2 separate regions of the Homo sapiens genome follow, and region 1 is linked to region 2. A link is a loop called in an ENCODE intact Hi-C map of the cell type or tissue named here. Cell type or tissue: breast epithelium. All regions are shown on one strand. Each heading gives the region's core, and the rest is flanking DNA. Links, peaks and the distances in the headings are about the cores only.

Region 1 (4,385 bases), core at 148-4,147, 1.1 Mb after region 2:
GACTCTTATATGCTGAATCCAGCCAAGCCTGCCAATGCTTATGGAATGGTCTGTAACTACATGAACATAAATACAACCAAAAAACAACACTGTTCAAACACATTCTCAAGAACCTCATTCAAATACATAATTTGCCAAATATAAAGAAGTCCCACAAATCACTATTAAAAATGCTACATGCATTTCTACTTGACCCTTAAATCCTTCCTGCAACCCAACAAAAATGTAATTCAAATTTCACAAATAACTTACCTTTGATAAGCTGCTGCACTAATGCACTGTTGGGGCCCTTGTCAGTGCTGTGCACGATACAGTTAGCTATCCTCGTTAGGTGTCCCATGTAACCATGCCGTCTTCCTCCCTCAGCCCTGACAAGAGGTAAAGGACAAATACTCAGATTCCTGATAGGATGAAGTGATGAAACACTCGGTAAATACTGCGGACTTTTAAACAATCATTTTAAACCCTGAAGGCACTGAAGAAAATGACGATGGACAGAAAAGAAAAGAAAAACAAAGGAATGGAAGGTGCCAGAATATGACCATGCAGCATGGTCAGGGAGGGGTGTGAAATTGTAAAAGATTATATGGCAGCCTCAGTCAACAGGCCACAGTTTATTCGAATCTCAAAAATCATCACTCACTGTCAATAACACATTATTTTTTAAAAGATCAAATAAACCTTCTCTGATGCCTAATGTTATTGTGATTTTATTTTACATCTTTTTAATGAAACTTTTTCAAACCTTAATCAGATTATAAGGAACTGAGGTAAGAATTCTGCTGGTTCATTTTCTTAAAAGATAGCAAATTTTTATTATATCAATGAATAGAAATAATTATCTACCAATGACATGTCTCAAGTTAAGATATTAGCTGATGTGAGACTTGGCCAAGATAGGAGACAGTCAACTAGTACTTGACCATACACCATTCTGAACACATGCAAACAAACAGTCTTTGTCCTTTTCCCATTTAAGGTCTCATCTTCCCAACCATGATCAATCTTTACACTTAATTCGTATCAGGCCAGGCACAGTGGCTCACGCCTGTAATCCCAACACTTTGGGAGGCCAACACAGGTGGATCACTTGAGGTCAGGAGTTTGAGACCATCCTGGGCAACATGGCAAAACCCCATCTCTACTAAAAATACAAAAATTAGCCAGGCGTGGTGGTGCACACTTGAAATCCTAGCTACTCAGGAGGCTGAGGCAGGAAAATTTCTTGAACCCGGTAGGCAGAGACTGCAGTGAGCCAGGATTGTGCTACTGCACTCCAACCTGGGTGACAAAATAAGACTCCGTCTCAAAAAAAAAAAAATTATATATATATATATATATATATATATATATATATATATAAAATAAGTAAACTCATATTAATCTGATTTCTCTACCTATTTACAAAGTGCCAAGATTTTAAGCTCTATCAAACGAAAGATTTTTGACTGCAGATAGCAGGGAACAAACACTGCAGAGATTTTTGCTTAGAGAGAGAAAAGCCTTTCAGGAGCAATAAGAAAAAAAAAACATCCTATGCTTGAAGGCTTGCTTGGAAAATAAAGTATCTGCTAGAGAATCTTAGAGGGCTTGGGGGTGCCTAAGGGTAAGAAGTACAGGGTTGATTATTTAGGTAGAGACAAGGTCTTGCTTGTCATCCAGGCTGGAGTGCAGTGGTGCAATCACAGCTCATTGCAGCTTCAAACTCCTGGGCTCAGGCAATTCTCTCACTTCGGCCTCTTGAGTAGCTGGGACTATAGGCAAGTACCACCACATCCGGCTAATTTTTTGTAGAGCCAGGATCTCCCTATGTTGTCCAGACTGGTCTCGAACCCCTGGCCTCAACCAATCCTCCCATCTCAGCCTCCCAAAGCAGTGGGATTACAGGCATCTCCCACCGTGCCTGGCCAGAGTCAATCTTCACTGAGTTGCTCAGAGTCTCTTTTAGTTCTTCAGTAAGATCCAGAGAGCCAGGTGTTACCTACAGGCAACTGAGTCACTCTTCTGCACACCCTCAAGTACACAAGTGAAAGAAAACAAAGGCCCATCTCTAAGGTGACCCACAGCTTCAAACTGCTTCAGGCTGTTGTGCAAGGAAACAAGGAAAGTTCTTTCGGGATCCCCCTAGACAGAGGGAATGGTATTCACCAGGCCTCCAGAAAACGGGACTCACCAGGAGAGCAGGGCACAAAGGATATCTGAGCCCTGGCCAGATGAGGAGGCAGCAAGAAGACTGGAGGTTGGGAAGGACACAGAGAAGCCAAGACGGAGTCAGACATATAACCAGAGATGTCAACTGGGCCACAAACAGCATCTCCAAAGAGCTCCATTTGGAAGAATGTATCTGAGGTCTACCAATACTAGCCCCTTGCCACAAACAAACAAACAAAATGCCAATTTCCCACATGAAGCCAAATCAAAACCCTAGTAGCAGTGCTTATTAAACGATTTAAAAAAAAAAAATCAAACCTCACAAAGTAAGGCTGACTCCCAAGAGTCATCTAGCTTTCCTGGAGACACAGAGACACATAACAAGAATGCTGGGAAATGATCAACTACAAAGGACCATGAGAGAAATTTTGGGGGTGACAGAAATGTCTTGATTGTGGTGATGGTGACTTCAGGCATCAGTCAGAATTCCTAGGAATGTACACCTAAAATGAGCTTTACCATATGAGAATTATATCTCAATAAACCTGTCTTAAAAACAAACACAGAAGCATGCCTTCAGAGTGTTTCCCAAACACGCCCTTATGCCACCATGCTTCAGAATCTACGGGGTGACATAAAGGCTTCCAGGGCACTAGAGAGGAATGCTGTTACAGACAACACCTGTAAGAAAACGTTTTGTGTAACAAAGCTACTTACATGTATCAACTAATACTTCACATAACCTTGCCAATCAGCTAACAAACATTTTCTAAAAAGAAAACACTGAGCAATTTTTTTCCTCTAGGTCCCTGTACAAAGCAACTCTTCTCTACAATGAAAATATGTACGTGATACCTTCTGTTCTGAGCATAAGGTGACCAGGACAAATACACTAAGTCACATCATCAAGGACTTAACTTTAACCTTATAACTCTTAGAACAGTAGCCATTCAAAAAGGACCAGGAAGTTTCAAAGGCAGCACAGAGGTGGGGAACACTCCGAACTCACTTGTTTTGCCCCAAAAACAAGAGGACCTAACAAGAAATTATTAGTATTATAAAAACAACTGTTACAATGAAATAATCTGGGGAAAAGTTTAAATTGTAAAATGGCCAGTATCATGTAATTATTTCCATTTTTTTCTGACTAGGGCAAGGAGGTATTATTTTCCTCATATTACCAACCAAACTGAATTCCTTTCAAAAAAACAATTTACTTACTGTTTCTTCTCATTCATTTCCCAGGCTTCAAGTATTCGTTCTATTAATTGACATTTTTGGAAAAGCTGAAAAAAAAAAAAAGAATATTCCAGTTAATACTTCAAAGCATCAAAACTTTAAAGTGAAACAGAACTCTAGGTTAAAGAGAATAGTAGTATGCATAATCTAGCAAGCTAAATGTTACTAAGCCAAATGCAATGTGATCATCAATCTACTGCAGACACCCACAACACTACAGAGATTCAAATCAGGATCCACACCCTCCACAGAACATCTACAGGAAACTCAGTATTATAGGTAGTGCAGTTAACTACCTATAGTTAACTATAAAGGAAAGCCAGGTTTTATTAGCTGTGAAAATTCAGAACAGAAATATAAAACCTGAGCTAAATTAAAATGGAATAAAGAAAACTATGCCTTGGCAAAAATTTAACTTAGAATCCAAAGTAATGCTTGTACTTTTAAAATGTGAGCACGTCTTACTTCCAGATGAACTAACATTACTGCATTAATATTAAAAACAGGTGGGTTTTGCCCAAAGTCTGCAAGTCAGTGACAACTGCTGTAGGCTGCAATACTGGAATGTGCAGGGCTAGTTCTTCTCAGGTGTCATTTGTCTTTCCCATCAACTTGGCTGTTCCAAGCTAGCCTTTTCTACATTTTAGGTTTGCGAGTAAACCAAGTGTGGGCTAGAAATTTTAAAAGTACCATAGAACTACCAAGCAAGAAAAAATCTGAAGACTGACTTAGTAAAATTATCTCATATTTGACAGAAGAGAAAAAGAGACCCCAGGAAGACTCTCAACATCACAAAGAACTCAGTTCTCCTGACTTTCAGTCACGTATTCAGCAAAGAAACTACACTCTGGTCAGCCAAATAATAGTGCAAATGTTTTCCATAGTATTTAAATTTCTATGATTCTTCAAATCATCAAAGAATTTATATATCTTCAAACCTATTAATTTTACCAAATAAGGAGGCCACTTAGCTTTTTTCTTACAAGACTGTTCAT
Region 2 (4,385 bases), core at 184-4,183:
GTAGGAGATGGAGACGACTCCCCATCATGGGCTGTGTTCTTGCAGGATTTCCCCATGTTATAGGTGTGAACATTGAGGCCCAGAGAAATGAGGCCGCACAGCTGGAAAGCTGCAGATCCGAGATCCAACCCCAGGGCCTTTTACTCCAAAACGTGTGTGCTTAATGTGTGCCTATACATGCCGGTGAGTTTTCTTTTTAAACAGCTGGTCACCCTCAGATGTCCACTGCCGGCCTGTTTGGCTGCCCTTCTCCAGGCCAGCAGCCAAGACACAGTGCCGCCCGCAGGGGCAACCTACTGGGAGCCTCGAAACAGGTGGAGCTGGCGAAGCAGGGCCCTGAGCTGTGTGCGTGGGGCCTGGCTGCAAATGGCCCAATGAAGCCTCCGTGCATTTCCCTTTTTGAAGCTTGAGCCTTTTCTTCTCCATGAGGCTGACCCACCAGGCTGGCTTGGTCACACACTAGCTGTGCAGTCCTGGCTCAGTTACTTTACCTCTCTGGGCCTCGGTTTACTCATCTACAACAGGGGTCGGCAAACTACCACCCTCAGCCTGAATCCAGTCTGCTGCCTATTTTTGTAAATAAAGCTTTATTGGCACACAGCCATGCTCACTCATTCACAGAGCGGCTGCAGCTGCTTTTGCACAGGGCAAGAGAACCTGTGGCCCACAAAGCCTGAAGCCTCTCTCTGTGGCCCTTTCCAGAAAACCTGCCAATCCCTGACCTAGCAGATGGGATGATTGTGTGCGGGAGAGTGTAGGCTCTGGGAGGGCAGGGCTGTGTCTGTGGCTGCCACCAGAGTGTCCCCTCCCTGTCACCAACCCATGGGGTCGTTGCAAAACTCAGAGAGAAACTGTGTTCGGTGTTGAGCACAAGGCACACAGTGCGTGCTCAGTAACCTCCAGCTGCGATTCCTCCCGTGATTAAACAAAGGCAAGGAGGACTGCCTCGACAGGCTCAGAGGGCCCAGGGTCTGGAATAGGAGCTGATCCTCGGGTTAGACCACTCAGCTCTTAAAGTGGCTGCCGGTTGAGAGGCTTGTCTCAGCTGCCGCTAGGTGCAAATTAAAAGGATTAATGGACACCGCCGTCTTTGAAAGGCTCAAGGCCCACCGAAGCCCCTTCAGCAGAGGGCTCTGCATTCTCTCTTCCCCAGCCCTCCTTGTGTGCCCTCGTGAGTGGCGGTGACAATGCTCCCGGATGTGGGCCCCAAGGCCAGCGGCCCCAGAGCTGCCCGCCCACCCGTCCGCCTGCTATTGTCTGCTCAGGCCTGGCGGTGTGGCGCTGGGCTTGTGGGGCCCTGGCGGGCAGGGGACTGTGGGAACGGATTAGAGGTCCTGGGCTTGCTTTCCTCGTCTTGCATAAACTCTTGATCAAAGACATTCCTGGGATGACAGAGCCCTGTGAGCTGCGAGGCTGGCCCAGAGTGCGGGACGCACACCCCACGCTGCAGCCCCTGCACAGGCCTGCCCTTGCTGGCCCTCGCTGGCCCTGGCTGCAGTGCTGACTTTGGGGACTAGCCTTATGGTGGGACTGGTGATAGAGCGGGTGCCAGCAGGCAACACAGCCTTCCCCACCAGATTCAGAGGCCAGGCCCCCAATGCTGGGCAGAGCGAGGCTGTGACTGCTTCCTGGGGTGCTTCAAGGAGGGTCACGCTGCATGCAGGGTAGCCGGAGGGATTGCCGGATGCATGCCACTGCCACTGGACCTGGCTTCTCTGGACTCCCATGGGCAGTGCACCACCCTCTGCACAGCCCTAGCCACTGTTATCCCACAAGCGCGGTCCGAAGTCCACGTGCCCACTCTGCCCAGCCTCCTTCCTCTGTCCCCTCAGGGCCTTTCACTCCTTGTGACAACTCTAGGTGCTGTCTGGGCTCCTGGGGAACCCCCGACCCTTCCAGCCATGGAATCAGCTCCCGGCATGCGGGTCAGGCTGGACCCATGGCTCTGCACCTCAGCCCAGCAGCTTGGGGCTGCCCTGTAGGAGCCGACACGACCTCCCTTCCATTCGGCCCCCTTCCTAGGACCCACTGTATGCCAGGGTGGGGAGACGGAGGCAGAGAGAAATCTGGGAGATTTCCGTCCTGGAGGGGCTCAGCCAGAGCAGGAAGGTGCCCAGGCATGACAATCCCAGACTCCCAGAACCACCTGCCTGCTGTGGGGTGGGGAAGCCCTCAGAGAGCCCATCCTTACAGTCAGAGCAGAGATGAAGGTTCCTGTGGACCGAGGCGGTGGGCCAAGCGCAGAACAGGAAGCTGGATGCAGTCTGGTGTGTCAGGAGCTCCTGGGCAAAGACATCGAGCTTATTGGGGTCAAGGCTGGGGAGAGATGGGGCTGAGTCCCAGGGACCTTGGACGGAGCTGAAGGGAGATAGGAAGGCTGGGGGTTGGGGGCAGAGGATGAAGAATGGATGAGGACTGTCTGGCTGCAGGGAGATGGGCCAGGAGGCAGGGCAGGTAGGGGTGGCGGGCGTGTGAGGACAGGCTTCTGCGAAGGGGCTGCAGGGAGAGCTGACTGCGGAAGGCTTTGTCTCTGAAGTTCCTCAAAGGTCAGTTTTTACCATCACCCTCTGGGTAGCGCAGATACTCCAACAAGGGACGAGGTCTCCACTGAATCCCAGGAGGGGTTGCAGGCACAGAGGTGATGTCAGTGGAGTTTGAGAGTTGGGAACAAGGGCCTAGAGTGGCCAGACGATGCCTTTGATATGGTTTGGCTGTGTCCCCACCCAAATCTCATCTTGAATTGTAGCTCCCATAATTCCCACGTGTTGTGGGAGGGACCCGGTGGGAGGTGATTGAATCATGGGGCAGTTTCCCCTATACTGTTCCCATGGTGGTGAACAAGTCTCAGCAGATCTGATGGTTTTATAGGGGTTTCCCCTTTCACTTGAGTCTCATTCTCTCTTGCCTGCTGCCATGGAAGACGGGCCTTTCGCCTTCCGCCGTGATGGTGAGGCCTCCCAGCTACGTAGAACTGTGAGTCTATTAAACCTCTTTTTCTTTATAAATTACCCAGTCTCGGGTATGTCTTTGTTAGCAGTGTGAAAACGGACTGATACAGCCTTGGAGCTCGTGGCATAACCACGATGTATAGACCCACCCATCACTGGGGGATGTACAGAACCCCCCATCGTGGCACAGCCAGGGATGGGGGGTGTACAGACCCCCCCATCGTGGCACAGCCAGGGGTGAGGGGTGTACAGACACCCCCATTGTGGCACAGCCAGGGGTGGGGTGTGTACAGACCCACCCATCACGGGATGCCACAGATGCCGAGACAGAGAGAATGGGTTGTGGGAGAGCTTGCAACTGCTTCACTCTGGGCCCAAGCCCTCTCTACACACTTGGCTGTGAACCCACCTGACCCACCCAGGGCCCCGGCCCTGCCCTGCCACCCTGCCTGAGCCCCGCGCTCAGCTCCATCTCTCCCAGTAGACATGTCGCTGCCTTTTGGCTCTGCCAGACCTATCAGCCTACACATCCCTCTTTCATCTTAAAAAACCTTCCAAACACTAAAGTAGATCCCTAGACCCATGTGCTCCTCTCCCTGCATGGCAAAGTGGCTCTCCAGCTTCTTCCCCACATCCTTGCTCAAACCTAACAGGATCCGATGGCTCCCTTGCCTGCTCCGTGAAACAACCAAAGGTGCCCTGTGCGATGGTCGGAGCTCTCTGCACAGGCCTCCTGCTACACCCATGTGCTCTCGGGGGATGAATGTAAACCCAGCTGCAGGCCGGGGGTGGGGACATGGCTTCCCTAGGACCCCAGCCCTGACACAGGACCTGGCCATTGCCTGGAACTGGAGAGCCGCAATGGTGCAGACCTGGTCCCTGCCTTCAGAGTAATTTGCCCAGGAGCAAGGAGGAGCTGGGCCTTGTGAGCCACCCGAGTGGCCACCAGTGTCACCTCTGGCTCCGACTGTCCCTTGAGCTCTTTCTGATGTGACCTGTCAGGGGCACCTTGCAGGCTCCCCCACCCACTCAATATAGGACTCCCTCGAGGAAGGCTCCCGGAGCCCCCACCCTCAGGGGAGAGGCTGGTGGAGACCTACAGGGGCCAAGCGTTTCCCTCCACACCCCACCTTCCTCCCAGGGCAGGCGCCTGTGGAGCCAACACACCGACCACCCCGGCCCCACTGTTGAGCCCTGGGAGGAGTGCTCTACAAGGCAGGAAGGGTAGACAGCAGGTGCTTCATAAAGGCCACGGAGATTCAACCTGCAGCTGACAAGTAGCACCCATCGGTGGCTTGGGACCTGAGCTTCCACTTAGCTTGGGATGAGGACAAACCAGCCTCACAGATGGGTTCAGGAGCAGTGACCAAGGTCCGAGGACACCTTCCCAGGGCACTCCCACTACCTGCCTCCACCCTGGGGTTTGAAGTTAAGTCC

Evidence for each region. A loop is a pair of places that touch in the nucleus more often than their neighbours do. Peaks named below come from ENCODE experiments on the same cell type or tissue, not always from the same donor. Only the 100,000 strongest peaks of a DNase experiment are listed, where the experiment ranks them.
Region 1: a loop joins it to region 2, with 14 times the contacts of the local background. A loop is called at or near these places in 3 of 110 quality-filtered maps.

The regions. Positions count from the first base shown.
Region 1 is chr11:68,570,092-68,574,476 of GRCh38, reverse strand. PPP6R3 (protein phosphatase 6 regulatory subunit 3) reads right to left here. Exons shown (of 24, transcript NM_001164161.2): 12 at 3,373-3,437; 13 at 253-368. Among named protein-coding and RNA genes, the nearest start is that of PPP6R3, 110 kb to the right of the region's middle. In breast epithelium, for the core only: no CTCF peak of the experiment used is centred there; no DNase peak of the experiment used is centred there.
Region 2 is chr11:69,655,188-69,659,572 of GRCh38, reverse strand. It overlaps LOC124902704, which reads left to right and starts at 1,658. Exons shown (of 1, transcript XM_047427985.1): 1 at 1,658-2,375. The coding sequence starts at 1,658. The coding sequence ends at 2,362. RefSeq lists enhancers at 1,099-1,826, 3,706-4,385. In breast epithelium, for the core only: no CTCF peak of the experiment used is centred there; no DNase peak of the experiment used is centred there; H3K27ac peaks cover 358 bases.